Linked DNA regions of Homo sapiens: region 2 is linked to region 1. The links are chromatin loops, found by intact Hi-C in ENCODE. Cell type or tissue: heart left ventricle. All regions are shown on one strand.

Region 1 (8,000 bases):
GTGAGCCGAGATCACACCGCTGCACTCCAGTCTGGGCAACAGAGCAAGACCCTGTCTCAGAAAAAAAAAAAAAAGGGAAAGAAAAAAGAAAGTAAACAGAAAACCAGAGAAGCAATAGAAGCAGCAACAGTAGCAGCAGAGGGAGTTCCGGGCGGTTATGGGGCCTGTAGTCACCACACGACCGTACTGCTGCACGCGGGCATTGGCCGGTCCCAAGATCCATCTTTCTGACAAACTGCAGTAAAGGATTTCAGGGGCAAGTGACCCTAAAGAAGAATTCAGAATATATTAATTTCCTTGTTTATATCATAAAATCACTCCCCAAAGCTGTGCTCTCACAGCAGTTCCTATTCTAGTGTTTTACGAGGTGCTCCTGAAGGGGGTGGCAGCACACATGACTAGTATCTGCGTGTGCTGGGGTTGGGGGGATGCCTGGCACATGGACGCACTGCCCCACCGCCTCGGTGCACGTCTATGCCACCTAGGTTACGTATTTCATCACTCAACAGGTATTGGCATTTTATGAATCAGATGGAACCTTTGCAGCAATTTATAATTTTTTTTTTGCTTTTCACCCTAATACAAAAACATATCAGATCTCAGCCAGGTGCGGTGGCTCATGCCTGTAATCCCGACACTCCTGGAGACCAAGGCGGGTGGATCACTTGAGGTGAGGAGTTCAAGACCAGCCTGGCCAGCATGGTGAAACCCTGTCTCTACTAAAAAAATACAAAAAATTAGCCTGGCATGGTGGCGTGCACCTGTAATCCCAGCTCCTCAGGAGGTTGAGGCAGGAGAATTGCTTGAACCTGTGAGGCGGGGGTTGCAGTGAGCCGATATTGCAACACTGCACTCCAGCCTAGGTGATAGAGTGAGACCCTGTCTCAAATCATCATCATCATCATCATCATCATCATATCTCAACATTTCTGCATCTGATGTTCCACCATTTCTTTATATAAAGTGACAGAGGACCAGGCGCAGTGGTTCACACCTGTAATCCCAGCACATTGGGAGGCCGAGGTGGGAGGATTGCTTGAGCTCAGAAGTTCAAGACCAGCCTGGGCAACATAGTGAGACCCCCACCTCTACAAAAAAGACAAAAGTTAGCCGGGCGTGTTGGCGCTTGCCTGTAGTCCCAGCTACTTGGGAGGCTGGGGTGAGAGGATTGCTTGAGCCTGAGAGGTCAAGGCTGTGGTGAGCTGTGATCGTGCCACTGCACTCCAGCCTGGGTGACAAAGTGAGACCCTGTCCAAAAAAAAAAAAAAAAAAAAAAGCCAGAGGACTGTGGTGACAAGTTTGAGAAAGCAGGTGTGATCAGACTTGCAAGTGTGTCTGTGTATCTGTCTAGCTGGTGGCCATTAGCTGGAGGAGGGCTACTAAGAGTTCTTTTGTGAGCTTCGTCTGTGTGCTGTCCATCAGCTTTCACCGCCAGCGTCATTCACAGGGAAACATTTTTCGACTTGCTAAGATAATGTTTTTCTAAAATCAAACATTAAAATAAAAGAAGATGGCTTTGGCAGAAACCCTGTGCCGCAAAGGATTTCAGGTCTTCTTGTGTTAAGTCAGAAACTAAAGAAGTCGCCGGGCGCGGTGGCTCACGCCTGTAATCCCAGCACTTTGGGAGGCCGAGGCGGGTGGATCATGAGGTCAGGAGATCGAGACCATCCTGGCTAACAAGGTGAAACCCCGTCTCTACTAAAAATACAAAAAATTAGCCGGGCGCGGTGGCGGGCGCCTGTAGTCCCAGCTACTCGGGAGGCTGAGGCAGGAGAATGGCGTGAACCCGGGAAGCGGAGCTTGCAGTGAGCCGAGATTGCGCCACTGCAGTCCGCAGTCCGGCCTGGGCGACAGAGCGAGACTCCGTCTCAAAAAAAAAAAAAAAAAAAAAAAAAAACAAAAAAAAAAGAAACTAAAGAAGTCTGTGGTCCGAGGAGCTGTGGAAAAGAGCCTGCACAAGAAGTTTGCAAGGTGGGAAAAGTGTCTCTCTTTTTTTTTTTTTTTTTTTGACCCGCCACAGGACTGTGGATTGCATACCTAGCTATCGTTCCAATGTTATTACTTTTTACCACTGGGATTCCATGACAATTTTGAAGAACATAAAGAGGACGTGTTAATTTCTTACCTGTGCCCCTAAAGCAACACGCTAAGCATTTTTTAAAATTATACTCCTCCCTTAACAGTGACCACTATTTATAACTTTGCAGAATATACTCTTTCCCGGGGCTGTCTACTTTTTTGTGGGCCCAGGAGTTGTTTCATGGAAAGGTCATTTGACCAGGGGGAGAACTTTAATTTGATGCAAGACTGGGCACATGGAACAGGATAGCAAACTCATCTTTCTGTCATTCCAGCCACTTCACAAAGAGCTGCTGTCGTGTGTGACCAACAGAAAAGTTGCCCGTTTTATTTTATTTTATATATTTTTTTGAGACAGAGTCTTGCTCTGTCACCCAGGCTGGAGTGCAGTGGTGTGATTTCGGCTCACCGCAACCTGCGCCTCCCAGGCTCAAGTGATTCTCCTGCCTCAGCCACCCGAGTAGCTGGGATTACAGGCGCCCGCCACCTAATAATTTTTGTATTTTTAGTGGAGACGGGGCTACTACCTCATCTAATTTTTGTATTTTTAGTGGAGACGGGGTTTCACCACGTTGGCCAGGCTGGTCTTGAACTCCTGGCCTCAAGTGATCTGCCTGCCTCTGCCTCCCAAAGTGCTGGGAATACAGGTGTGAGCCACCGCGCCTGGCCAAGTTGCCCATTTTAATCACCAGCTTTCCAAACTAGCTTTAAAACAAAGGGCTCGCTTATGTAAATTTAAAGTTAAGTATAAAGAAAGAAAGAAAAAAGGGCGGGATTCAGAATCACATTTTCCATAGCCATCCTTTTTGTCCTCTGAAAACTTATTTCTTGGCTTTTTATCATTTAAAGATAGACAAAAGAAATCATGCTGACACACGATTTTCTCACTTTCCTTTCACATATCTGCAGATAGAAATATGTTTACATTTCAAAGCAATCGTCATTGATCGTGGTGTACTTTGTTTTAACTCACTTGCAGAAGCTCATAGCCAGTCTCGCAAAAGATGGAGAAGCTGTCTTTCAGGATGTATTTGGCTTGCACAGGTGAAACGTGGCCATTAGGTGGCGCCATCGGATAAGGGCAAGGCTGCGCTGCGCAGAGGAAACCAGGCTTGTTGGTTTTCATGTGGTCTACAGCAGCCAAGACTGAATCGAGCCATCTGAAGTTCTTAGTTTATAAAGAATACTTAACATGTAAAGAGAGCTCACCATACGTGGGGTAGGGTTCTTTAAAACCAAAGGCAAGATTAAACTCTCAGGTGCTTTTGCAAATTAAGGTTTCTTGTTTTCCCTGGGACTGAGCAAAAGGTATGTGAGAAAGCTGGGTTATGTGGGAAGATGGTGCAGTCCCCACAAATAGAACATCTGCTCCATGCCAGGAACTTCAGAGCCATGGCTCAAAACCAAGAGAGAGTGTAACTCCGAGGAAAAGAGCTCAGGGGAGGCTTTGGGACTTGCATGGGACTGGAGCTGTGTTTAAATCCTAGCTCTCCATTTCCCCATGGTTATGTGTAACCTCTCTGAGTCTCAGTTTCTTCATCTGCAAGATGGGGGGCGGTTGACGATAATAGTTGCCCCAGGGCTGTTGTGAAGATCAAATACAAAGCACCTAGGCTAGTTCTTGGCGGAGCTGTAATCAACCCTCACAGCAGCCCCATAGGACAGCTGTTATGGCATGGGGAGAAAAACCGGCTGACAGACTTGAAACTAAAGATCCAGGCTGATTTGGGGAGCCTCAGGCTTCCCCTCATGAGCTGCATTCCACTCTGGCCCCCAAACCCTGGCCTCCACTCACCCCAAGGCTTCAGTGCTCCCCAGCTGCCCCTAAAAACCCACTGGTCAGTTTCGGAGTCCTCTCCTCCCTCCAGCACCTGCTAGCATCCAGTGATCCCTGCCAAGCTGCTGGGGCAGCTGGGTGCACCTGGGTGCCCCTGACCCAGCCTGTGGCCTGGGGAAGCTCTCAGTCCCATGCAGGTCCCAAAGTCTCCCCTTGAGGAATCAATCTCCAGGGACAGCCTTGGTGGACCTGTGGAGGCCCAGGGCTTCTAGCACTTGAGTGTCTGTCACGACGAAGAGGTGGTGGAAGTTCTGGCAGGGCCTCAGAGGGCAGAGCCAGGGCCAGTGGGGGTGGTCCTGAGAGGCAGAGTGTGTAGATCCTGGCTGCAAACTGCTGAAGCTGTGGCTCTGGTGCAACACTCCATGGTCAGAACTCCTTTTTCCCCTGCCCCAACTCATACCCACACTTCAACTTCCACAGCTCCACACCCTGAAGAGTGAAGCCTCTGGGCTTTTGCACATACTCTTCTGCCACCTAGAACTCTTCTGCCACCTAGAACTCTGTCCAACACCCACTTATCCTTTAAATTCAATCTCAGCATTTCCTATTCAAGGATAGCTTCCTAGCTCCTAGCCCCTGTCTGGTGAGGTCCTCCTTTGGACTCTCACATTGCCCAGTGCTTGGCTCTAGGCTGTGCTTGCCACAGGGCTCTGGTTATGTTTCTGTGACTGTTCCCTTACTGGACTGAGCAGAGGCTGTGAGAACTGTGGCTTCCACGTTACATATCCCTAGTAGACATCCATAGGATGGAATGATGGGTGGATGGAAGGATGGTGGATGGATGGATGGATGGATGGATGGATGGATGGATGGATGGATGGATAGATTGGTGGATAGAAGGACTGGTAGGCAGAAGGATGGGTGTATGGATAGATGGCTGGCTGGATAGAAAGATAAGTAAGGTAGAAGAATGGGTGGATGGACAGATGAATGGCTGGAAGGATGGATGAAAGAATGAATGGATGAATGGATGGATGGGTGGGATCTGTAGGTAGAAGGATGGGTGGATGGATAGATGGATGGCTGGAAGGATGGATGGATGATGGATGGATGGATGGATGGATATATGGGTGGATATATAGGTGGATGGGTGGATGGATGAATGGATGCATGGATGGATGGAAGAATAGGATTGGTAGGTAGAAGGATGGGTGGGTGGATAGATGGATAGCTGGAAGGATGGATGGATGGATAGATAGAAGGATGTGTGGGTAGAAGGTCGGGTGGATGGTTGGATGAATAGAAGAATGGATAGATAGAAGGATGGGTGGATGCAAGGATGGGTGGGTGGGTAGGTAGGTGGATAGAAGGATGGATGGATGGATGGATGGATGGATGGATGGATAGATGGATGGATAGATGGATAGGATGGGTGGGTGGGTGAATGGCTGTAAGAATGGGCGGATGGGTAAATGGATGGGTGGGTGGATGAATGAGGGATAGGATTGGTAGGCAGAAGAATGGGTGGGTGGGTAGATGGACAGTTGGAAGGATGGATGGATACATAGAAGGATGTGTAGGTAGAAGGATGGGTGGATGGTTGGATGAATAGAGGAATGGATGGCTAGAAGGATGGGTGGATGGAAGGATGGGTAGGTGGGTGGGTAGATGTACAGAAGGATGGATGGATGGGGCTGGGCGCGGTGGCTCACGCCTGTAATCCCAGCACTTCGGGAGGCCAAGGCGGATGGATCACGAGGTCAAGAGATCAAGACCATTCTGTCCAACATGGTGAAACTCTGCCTCTACTAAAAATATAAAAATTAGCTGGGCATGGTGGCGCATGCCTGTAATCTCAGCTATTCTAGAGGCTGAGGCAGGAGACTTGCTTGTTCCAGGAGGCAGAGGTTGCAGTGAGCTGAGATTGTGCCACTGCACTCCAGCCTGGCAACAGAGCAAGTCTTTGTCTAAAAAAAAAAAAAAAAAAACGGATGGATGGATAGGGTGGGTGGGTGAATGGCTGAAAGAATGGGTAGATGGATGAATGGATGGGTGGGTGGATGGATGGATAGGATTGGTAGGTAGAATAATGGGTGAATGGAAAGAGGGATGGCTGAAAGGATGGATGGATGGGTATATGGATGGATGGATAGGATTGGTAGGTAAAATAATGGGTGGGTGGATAGATGGACAGCTGGAAAGATGGATGGATGGATGGATGGATGTGTAGGTAGAAGACTGGGTGGATGGGTAGATTAATAGAAGAATGGGTGGGTGGGTGGATAAAGGATGGATGGATGGATAGAAAGATGGGTAGGTAGAAGAATGAGTGGACAGATGGATGACTGGGAGAATGGGTGGGTGGATGGATGGATGGATGGATGGGTAGGTAGGTAGAAGAATGGGTGCATGGATAGGATTGGTAAGTAGAAGGATGGGTGGGTAGATAGATAGCTGGAAAGATGGATGGATGGATGGATGGATAGATAGAAGAATGTGTAGGCAGAAGGATGGGTGGATGGGTAGATGAATATGTGGATGGGTAGATGAATATAAGGATGGGTGGGTGGAAGGATGGGTGGGTAGGTGGATGGATAGAAGGATGGATAGATGGATGGATGGATGGATGGATGGATGGAAGGATGTGTTGGTAGAAGGAAGGGTAGATGGGTAGATGAATTGGATGGATGGATGGAAGGATGTGTTGGTAGAAGGAAGGGTAGATGGGTAGATGAATAGGATGGGTGGATAGAAGGATGAGTGGATGGAAGGATGGATGGGTGAGTAGATGGATAGAAGGATGGATGGATGGATAAATGGAAGGATGGGTAGGTAGAAGGATGATGGATGGATAGATAGGTGTCTGGAAGAATTGGCAGATGGATGGATGGATGGATGGATGGATGAGTGGATGGATGGATGGATGGATGGATGGATGGATTGGTAGGTAGAAGGATGGGTGGGTGCATAGATGGACAGCTGGAAGGATGGGTGGATGGGTGGATAGATAGAAGGATGTGTAGATAGACAAATGGGTGGATGGACAGATGAATAGAAGGATGAGTAGACAGAAGAATAAGTGGGTGGGTGGGTGGATGGATGGTGGATGGATGGATGGATGGATGGATGGATGGATGGATGGAATGATGGGTAGGTAGAAGGATGAGTGAATGGATAGATGGATGGCTGGAAGTATGGGTGAGTGGATGGATGGGTGAATGGATGGATGGATGGATGGGTGAAGAATGGGTGGGTGGGTGGATGGATGGAAGAATGGGTGGATGGATGGATGGATGGATAGAAGTATGTGTAGGTAGAAGGATGGGTGGATGGGTAGATGAGTAGAAGGATGGGTTGATAGAAGGATGGGTGGGTGGAAGGATGGGTGGATGGGTGGTTGGATAGAAGGATGGATGGATGGATGGAAGGATGGGTAGGTAGAAGTATAAGTGGATGGATAGGTGGAAGAATGGGTGGATGGATGAATGGATGGATGGGTGCATGGATGGATAAGTAGGTAGAACAATGGGTGGTTGGATAGATGGATGGCTGGCAGGATGAGTGGATGGGTGGATGGATAAGATTGGTAGGTAGAAGGATGGGTGGGTGGCTATATGGATAGCTGGAAGGAATGGATGGATGCATGGATACATGGATGGAAGGATGGATGGATGGATGGACAGACAGGACGATGGGTGTATGGATGGATGGATAGAAGGATATGTAGAAGGATGGGTGGATAGAAGGATGAGTGGGTAGAAGGATGGGTGGATGGGTGGATGAATAGAAGAATGGGTGGGTAGAAGGATAGGTGAATGAATAGATGGATAGCTGGAAGGATGAATGGACTGATGATAGAAGAATGGATAGTTAGAAGGATGAGTGAATGGATAGATGGATTGGATGGATGGATGGATGGATGGATGGATGGATGGATGGATGGATGAACGGACGAAGGATGGGTGGTAGAAGGATGGCTGAATAGAAGGATGGATGGATAGGATGGGTAGGTAGAAGAATGGGTGGATGGTTGTGTGGACAAAAGGATGGATGGGTGGGTGGATTGATGAATGGTTGGAAGGATGAGGGGACAGAAGGATGAGTGGACAGAAGGATGGGTGGGTAAAAGGATGAGTGGATGGGT
Region 2 (8,000 bases), 670 kb after region 1:
CAAAGTGCTGGGATTACAGGCATGAGCAACTGTGCCCGGCCTGATACATAAATTGGATTGTGCTCAATCCACTTCTGTTCTGATCCATGGCTACCAGCGCCTATTATGTGCAGGGCCCTGGAGGGGCCGCAGAGCAGAAGGGAATGTGCAGAGTCCTTTATGAGCTTCCAGTCTAGCCAGGGGCTCTAAAAAACCTGACGGTCCCAGCACAAAATGACACACGAGGTCTTCAAGAGCAGGACAAAGGCATGTGGGAGCACCAAGCGGAGAGCACATGGAGTCAGGGGACTGAACAAGGCTTCCTGGAGGAAGGGACATTTGGGTTGAGTCCCAAAGGATGGGCAGGACGTGGACGGAGAGAGATGAGGGAGAGGGGGAGAGGTTCCATGCAGAGGGGACAGGCAAAGTGAGAACAGAGAGCCAGAAAGCAGGGGTGTGTTTGGGGCCCAGGGAGCAGTCTCTGTTGCCTGTGAAGGGGAGAAAGTAGAAGTTGGAGCTGCAAAGCTTGGTTGGGGCCACATTACACAAGGTCTTCAGTGCCAAAGTAAGGAGTCTGTGGTTGCATGGGAAGGCAATAGGGAGCCATAGACAGTTTTGAGCAGATAAGGGTCACAACCCGAGTAGCCATACCACCAGTATATGCTGGGTCTGGGGACAGGATGGAGCCCCCTTGGATGCACCCCCATGGGTGCTCTGGCACTGTGCACTGAAATCCCACTTCCTCTGTCCCAGGCTGGCTGCGTGGGTGATATGTGGTTCTTGAAGGGTGGGAGGGAACAAAGATGGCATTCAGACTGGGGTTCCACTGGCCCTGAAGCAGGATGGGTACTGTGAATGGACCCACAGCCAAGTAGGGTCGTGGCAACGGAGCTTGGGAAGGTGGCAGTCTGGGTGGGATCATGCTGCTTCGGGGTGTTGGAGTGGGGCAGGAGTGGGAGTTCATCTCCTGGCTCTGCAGGGAAGGAGCTGTCCTCCAAGACCAGCACCTAGGCTGCTCACCAGGCTCAGAGGCGGCTCTGAGGTTTACTGACAGCCTTGTGTGTCCCCAGGGACAGCAGACTAGCTGAGAAGCTGCCCACCTCTCTACTGAGCCTCCTCTGCTCTCTTGCCCGCACTGTCTGGGTTTTCTTCCTCATTCCCCTCAACCCCCAGGACAAGGAGGAGGTGGTGATTCCTTTCATTGGCCAACGTCCCGAGGTTTCCCTGTCCCTAGGACGCTCTTCGGGCTTCTCCCAGGCTGTCATGTCCCTGCAGGACAGAAAGGCAGGGCTGGGTCTCGGACATGGACGGGATCCCATATGCGCTTGGCCTTTCCAGTCACAAGGAGAGCAGGGGGTGAAGTCTGGCAGTGGTCAGGCTAAATGCCAGCCCAGAGAGCAGCCCCGCTCCACTGGCCCCGAAGCAGGATTGAGGTTCCCTCTGCGCCGAACAATGCTTGAGTGACAGGCCTTTAAAATGGGCCCCTCCTCCCCCTGGGCTGCCTCAGGAACCAGGGACACAGGTCCCGCTTGCTGAGCTCTGGCCTCAAGAGCACTTGTTAGGGAAGGGCTGGAGGCAAGGCCAGTGGGACAGAGCCTTCCGTTGCTGGTGACGTGACCAGGACAGTAGCAGGGACTGTGGTGCAGGGTCTGTGGCCTTAGGAATGGATGCAGGTGTGATGGGAGACAGGGTTGTCACAACAAGCCTGTCCCAGGGTCCCACGCACGTCACCAAGGCTCACCTAGTATCTTCAGCCAGATCCCCGGGATAGGGGACAAGATGGAAAGTGACGGCCACCTCCTTGTCTCCATCCACAGTTCTAGGAAGAGCTGAGCTGTGGACAGTGGAGGCCAGGGCCCAGGATCCCAGGGGACCAGGACATGCCAGGCTGGGATGGAGGCAGAACTGGGTGAAGCCACCACAGACCCTGCGAGGCTGGAGAAGGTGTTTCCCCCCTCCCCTCCACGAGTGCGTGGTCAGAGCTTCGAGGGCACAGCAGTTTCCCTGCCCTACCACCCTCCCTCGGGGTCGGGGCTAAGGTGACACTGGGGTGGGCCAGCCAGCATGGGGGCCGCAGGGAGAGGCGCCGGGAAGCAGGGAAACATCACAGGCCCACCAACCTTTTCTCAGCCCGGGACAATTATATGGCCACAAATCACAAAGAAACGGTGGCGTAAGCACCCTTGCCAGCCTAGTGGAATACTCGGGAGGCCATAAAAATTCAATTAGCCTGGCTAACCTAGTGCCTAGCTCCAGGATACAGTGAGGTTGGTGCAATGGAGAGGGGTGCGTGGGGGAGCAGCTGCGGGTGGTGCACGGGGGCAGGAGGTCTCCAGAGTCTGACAGACGCCCCCACCATCCCCTGAGCTGCAGCTTCTCCCTCCAGTGTGGAGGGAGGGCACTGGGTCCCCTGAGGGGGATATCCTGAGGCTAGGTCGGGTTGGCTCAGTCTACCCTGCAGGGGTCAGAGCCAAGTCTGCAAAGCTGTTCCCAAAGCCCCTCCCCCAGGGGAAGGGACAGTGTCAGAACATTCTGGGGCCTCAGAGCTCATCATGAGAGGAGAAGAGAAAGGCAGAGCTGGGCCATCCTGGGACAGCCACACGGGGTTCAGGGCTCAGGGACAGGAATGACACAGTGCCACTTACTAGGTGTGACTTAACCTCTCTGAGCCTTCATTGCCACTTCAGAAAAATGGGGAAAATAACAGGAGCCATTTCAGAGAGCTCTTGAAAGGGCGAAGTGACATGAATTCACACAAAGCACTTAACGTGGGTCCTGCCTACAGCGTGCGCTCAAACGCTATTATTCCATTTGTATGGAATTAGGCTCCGAGTCAAGTCTCAGGGGCCAGAGGCATATTTCTGAGCTCTGAGGGACTCGGTTCCCTCTAGGGGACTTGGTAAGGGGCAGAGGTTTGTGCAGAGAAAGGAATTCTGGACTAATCTGGAACTTGAATGCTGCTGAAATGATTTAAGCCGGGGGTTCTCAGCCTCGGTACTGTTGTTTTTCTGGGCCGGATGATTCTTGGTTTCGGGGGCTGTCCTGTGCATTGTCGGGCGTTTAGCAGCATCCACGGGCTCCAACCTCTACCTGCCAGTAGCACTCCCCAGTTTTGACAACTAAAATATGTCTTCGGGCATTGCCAAATGTCACTGGGAGCAAAATGTCCCTCTATGGCTGTTGAGAAAAACTGGGCTTTAATCATTTGAGTGAGGGGCAGCAGAGAGAGGCCTGGGGCTGCGCATTCATGGTGTTGCTCTTCTTGCAGGGAGGAGCCAATGGCTGGGCCTGCCATCCACACCGCTCCCATGCTGTTCCTCGTCCTCCTGCTGCCCCTGGAGCTGAGCCTGGCAGGCGCCCTTGCACCTGGGACCCCTGCCCGGAACCTCCCTGAGAATCACATTGACCTCCCAGGCCCAGCGCTGTGGACGCCTCAGGCCAGCCACCACCGCCGGCGGGGCCCGGGCAAGAAGGAGTGGGGCCCAGGCCTGCCCAGCCAGGCCCAGGATGGGGCTGTGGTCACCGCCACCAGGCAGGCCTCCAGGCTGCCAGAGGCTGAGGGGCTGCTGCCTGAGCAGAGTCCTGCAGGCCTGCTGCAGGACAAGGACCTGCTCCTGGGACTGGCATTGCCCTACCCCGAGAAGGAGAACCGACCTCCAGGTTGGGAGAGGACCAGGAAACGCAGCAGGGAGCACAAGAGACGCAGGGACAGGTTGAGGCTGCACCAAGGTAGCTGGAGGGCTGCGAGGGGTGGGGATGGGGGTGATTCCTGCCATGGACTGAGGGGAGCAGGAGAGGATGCAGGCAAGGGTCAGGGGCATGAGGTCCAGAGGAGAGGAGGGGTCTCACTGAAGCCAGAGGGACCTGGTAAGGGGAGGAGGCTGGGAGAGGCCTGGGGTTGGGGCATGGGAAGAGGAGAGGGATGTGTTGCAATACAATCTGTCTTATCGCGGCCCGGTGCCGTGGCTCACGCTTGTAATCCCAGCACTTTGGGAGGCCGAGGCGGGCGGATCATGAGATCAGGAGATCGAGACCACGGTGAAACCCCGTCTCTACTAAAAATACAAAAAATTAGCCGGGCGCGATGGTGGGCGCCTGTAGTCCCAGCTACTTGGAAGGCTGAGGCAGGAGAATGGTGTGAACCCAGGAGGCGGAGCTTGCAGTGAGCTGAGATGGCGCCACTGCACTCCAGCCTGGGTGACAGAGCGAGACTCCGTCTCAAAAAATAATAATAATAATCTGTCTTATCAACAGATCATCCTCCTGAATCAGGAAGTTCTACCTTGTATCTGACCTAAATTTCTCCTACTTTAAGTTCTGAGTAGAAATGGAACAGTTCAGCGCCCTCCAAGCACATTTCTTACTCGACTCTGACGCATCCGGTAGGAGCTAAGAGCCTAGACTCTGAAGCCAGGTCTGCCTGAGATCAGGTCCTGCCTCCACCACTAGGGTGTGGCCCTGGGCAAGTTCTCTTTCTGTGCCTCGGTTTTCCCCTCTGTAAAGCAAGGAGACTGGTCCCATCCCATCTACCCTCAGTGTCGTTGCAGAGACTTGGTTAGTGGGGCGCTTGGAGCTCAGCTGGCAGGGCCATGAGCAGTCATTGTTCTGGTTAATCTCAGCCACCTGCTGAGGCCAACTCAGTGTCCTCCAGCCTGGACACAGGTGACTCCAGGAGAGGCATCGCTTGCCTACCGCTCCTGCCTCTGCCCTGTTTGTCTCAGTGCTCCCCTAGCCCTTCCCACCTTCCTTAACGTTTCCCCCACATCCGCTGGGAGCTAGCTAGCCCCCTGCTGGCCCAGGCTTCCCCCTCCCCGTGCCCATTCAGTCTCGGAGTAGACATGTCCCCTCAGCTCCAGTCAGGTGGCTCCTCCCAGCCTTGCCTGGCCCTAAGCCAGGGAACTTGGCTTCTAAGCTCTCCATGTGACCCGACTGCCTCTAGGGACATGCCGAGTGCCACAAATGCAGTGGTGACAGCAGGGTTCTTTGGCAGGAAGGCAATGGAGCTTCAACACCCCTTCTCGTGCAAACAGCTGAGGCTGGCTTCCCTGTGAGGCCTGAGAACCCCCCAAGAGGGCAGAGGTCAGTCAGGGTCCCCCGGCTTCGACTTTCAGCCTCCCACTCCTGGAGTTACCTGTGTCAGCTTTCAGGGGAGGATGCTGGGACCTTTGAGGACAGCTAGAGGGCACGCGTGGGGTGTGGACCCGTCCTGCTGGGCTCCGGCTCCGCCAGCTCCAGGGCTGCAGCCAGGCCTCCTGGGAGAGTTGATATGGTGAGGAGGAGGTGGGGAACGGAGAAGGTTTGCGGGCTAGGCCCTGCTCTGCTAATGACTGGCTGTGAAACCTCAGGCCAGGCTGGGCGTGGTGGCTCACACCTGTAATCCCAGCACTTTGGGAGGCTGGGCAGGCAGATCACTTGAGATCAGGAGTTGGAGACCAACCTGGGCAATATGGAGAAACCCCATCTCTATCAAAAATACAAAAATTAGCCAGGTGTGGTGGCGCATGCCTGTAATCCCAGTTACTCAGGAGGCTGAGGTGGGAGAATCACTTGAACCCTGGAGGCAGAGGTTGCAGTGAGCCAAGATTGAGCCCCTGCACTCCAGCCCTGCTGGAGCTGAATCCAGACCCTGCTACTCATGAGCTGTGCATCCTTGCGTGAGTCACCTAACCTCTCTGTGCTTCAGTTTCCTTCCCTGTAGATGAGACTGAAGGAGCACCCACTTCCCAGAGCTCTTGCAGTAGTTAGACGAAATAACACTTGTGACACAGCTCCTCTGGGACCCAGCACACAGCAGGTGCTCCATTAATGGGGTGATGACTAATTGTCACCACACAGGATGCACTCACTTGTGTGTGATAAGCAGTGATTCCCACCTCCCAGCTTCCTCAAAGGCCACTGCAATGATTCTCAGCCTCATGACATTTCTCCCTACTCAAACTTCACCTCCTCCAGGAAGCCTTCCATGGTTAATCCTACTAGTTCCTATTTGTTATACTTACATATCTGGCTGCGCCCAGCCAATCTGGACTTGGACTTGCTGGAATGTTGCTTTACAGGGAGAATCCTTGGACTGTCTCCCCAGCGACACTGCAAGTTCTTCCAAGACATTTTCCTCCGAGTTCCCATCCCCCAACCTCCCAAGAAGGGTAGGAAGCAGGAATGGGGGCTGAACCAAGGGCTTGTCACACAGTGCCTGCTGCCTCCTAGTTTGCAGCATAAAACGTGGGTTCTACTGTAGACTGCCACGAGGTGGCAAGCAGATATAGCCCCCGTGCTCCCCACCCTGTGTCTCAGGCCGAGCCTTGGTCCGAGGTCCCAGCTCCCTGATGAAGAAGGCAGAGCTCTCCGAAGCCCAGGTGCTGGATGCAGCCATGGAGGAATCCTCCACCAGCCTGGCGCCCACCATGTTCTTTCTCACCACCTTTGAGGCAGCACCTGCCACAGAAGAGTCCCTGATCCTGCCCGTCACCTCCCTGCGGCCCCAGGTAAGGGGTCCCCAAACAGCCTCGGATCTGGAAGGGTCCTTGAGCCCATGTCATGGAAAGCCCTCTTAATACATGTAGGGAGACTGAGGCACGGGGGCAGGAGGCCACAGAGCTTACTTAGATTGAAACCAGATCTCCTGCTGCCCATCCAGTCTAGCTCCAGCCCTGGTGGGTGCCCCATCCTGACAAGGGTCTGCCACTGTCCAGGGCAAAGTGCTCCTGGGGGCCCACTCTGGGGACAGCCAAGGAGGCAAGCGGTAGCTCAGCATGCTGGTGTCTGCATGGAGAGCAGCAAGGCCTGGGGAGGAGCTTTCTGTGTACAGAGGAGCATGAAGCATAATAATGGTGATTTTTAAAACTGTGTCGTCAAGACCCAGAATTAATAAGCATTAGCTAACACTTGGACCCATCTGCATCAGATCTTTAAAAAAGATATGTGGGCTGGGCGCGGTGGCTCATGCCTGTAATCCCAGCACTTAGGGAGGCCAAGGTGGGCAGATCACGAGGTCAGGAGTTCGAGACCAGCCTGGCCAACATAGTGAAACCCCATCTCTACTAAAAATACAAAAATTAGCTGAGTGTGGTGGCGCACGCCTGTAGTCCCAGCTACTCGGGAGGCTGAGGCAGGAGAATCGCTTGAACTTGGGAGGCGGAGGCTGTAGCGTGTCAAGATCGCCCCACTGCACACCAGCCCGGGTGACAGTGTGAGACTTTGTCTCAAAAAAAAAAAAAAAAAGAAATGTGGGGCGGGCACGTTGGCTCAAGCCTGTAATTCTAACACCTTAGAAGGCCAAGGCACGAGGGTCACTTGAGCCCAGGAGTTTGAGATTATCCTGGGCAACATAGTGAGACCCTGTGTCTACAAAACTTTTTTAAAAAATTAGACAGGCATGAGGGCATGTGCCTGTAGTACCAGCTACTTGGGAGGCTGAGGCAGGAGGATCGCTTGAACCCAGGAGGTCAGGGCTGCAGTGAGCCATGATTGCACCACTGCACTCCAGCCTGGGCGACAGAGTGAGACCCTGTCTCAAGGGAAAAAAAAAATGTGGAGAGAAAGTAAGCGGCAAATGTGGCAAAAACACTACCCACTGGTGATTCTGGAAGAGGGGTATATAGGAGCTGACCGCATCGTTCTTGCACCTCTTCTGTGGCTTTTAAAGGTTTTCAGGCCGGGCGCGGTGGCTCATGCCTGTAATCCCAGCACTTTGGGAGGCCAAGGCGGGCAGATCACAAGGTCAGGAAATCGAGACCATCCTGGCTAACATGGTGAAACCCCATCTCTACTAAAAATACAAAAAAAAAAAAAAAATAGCCGGGCATAGTGGCAGGCACATGTAGTTCCAGCTACTTGGGCGGCTGAAGCAGAGAATTGCTTGAACCCGGGAGGCAGAGCTTGCAGTGAGCCAAGATCACGCCACTGCACTCCAGCCTGGGCGACAGAGTGAGACTCCATCTCAAAAAAAAAAAAAAGGTTTTCAAACTAAAATTATTTAAAAGGATCAATAATATATATGTATAAAAAATACATAAAAAAGA

What was found. Hi-C counts contacts between places; a loop is a spot of excess contacts. Peaks named below come from ENCODE experiments on the same cell type or tissue, not always from the same donor. Only the 100,000 strongest peaks of a DNase experiment are listed, where the experiment ranks them.
Region 2: it touches region 1 in a loop (4-fold over the local background); 16 of 110 quality-filtered maps call a loop at or near these places.

The regions. Positions count from the first base shown.
Region 1 is chr1:11,034,641-11,042,640 of GRCh38, forward strand. It overlaps MASP2 (MBL associated serine protease 2), which reads right to left. Exons shown (of 11, transcript NM_006610.4): 7 at 3,053-3,171; 8 at 188-266. Among named protein-coding and RNA genes, the nearest start is that of MASP2, 8.6 kb to the right of the region's middle. In heart left ventricle, a CTCF peak has its summit at 3,141 (motif pointing right); a DNase peak (open chromatin) is centred at 3,161; H3K4me3 peaks cover 256 bases.
Region 2 is chr1:11,703,002-11,711,001 of GRCh38, forward strand. DRAXIN (dorsal inhibitory axon guidance protein) reads left to right here. Exons shown (of 7, transcript NM_198545.4): 2 at 3,248-3,708; 3 at 6,274-6,464. The coding sequence starts at 3,258. Among named protein-coding and RNA genes, the nearest start is that of DRAXIN, 15 kb to the left of the region's middle. RefSeq lists an enhancer at 1,279-1,906. In heart left ventricle, no CTCF peak of the experiment used is centred here; a DNase peak (open chromatin) is centred at 4,900; H3K27ac peaks cover 514 bases; H3K27me3 peaks cover 317 bases.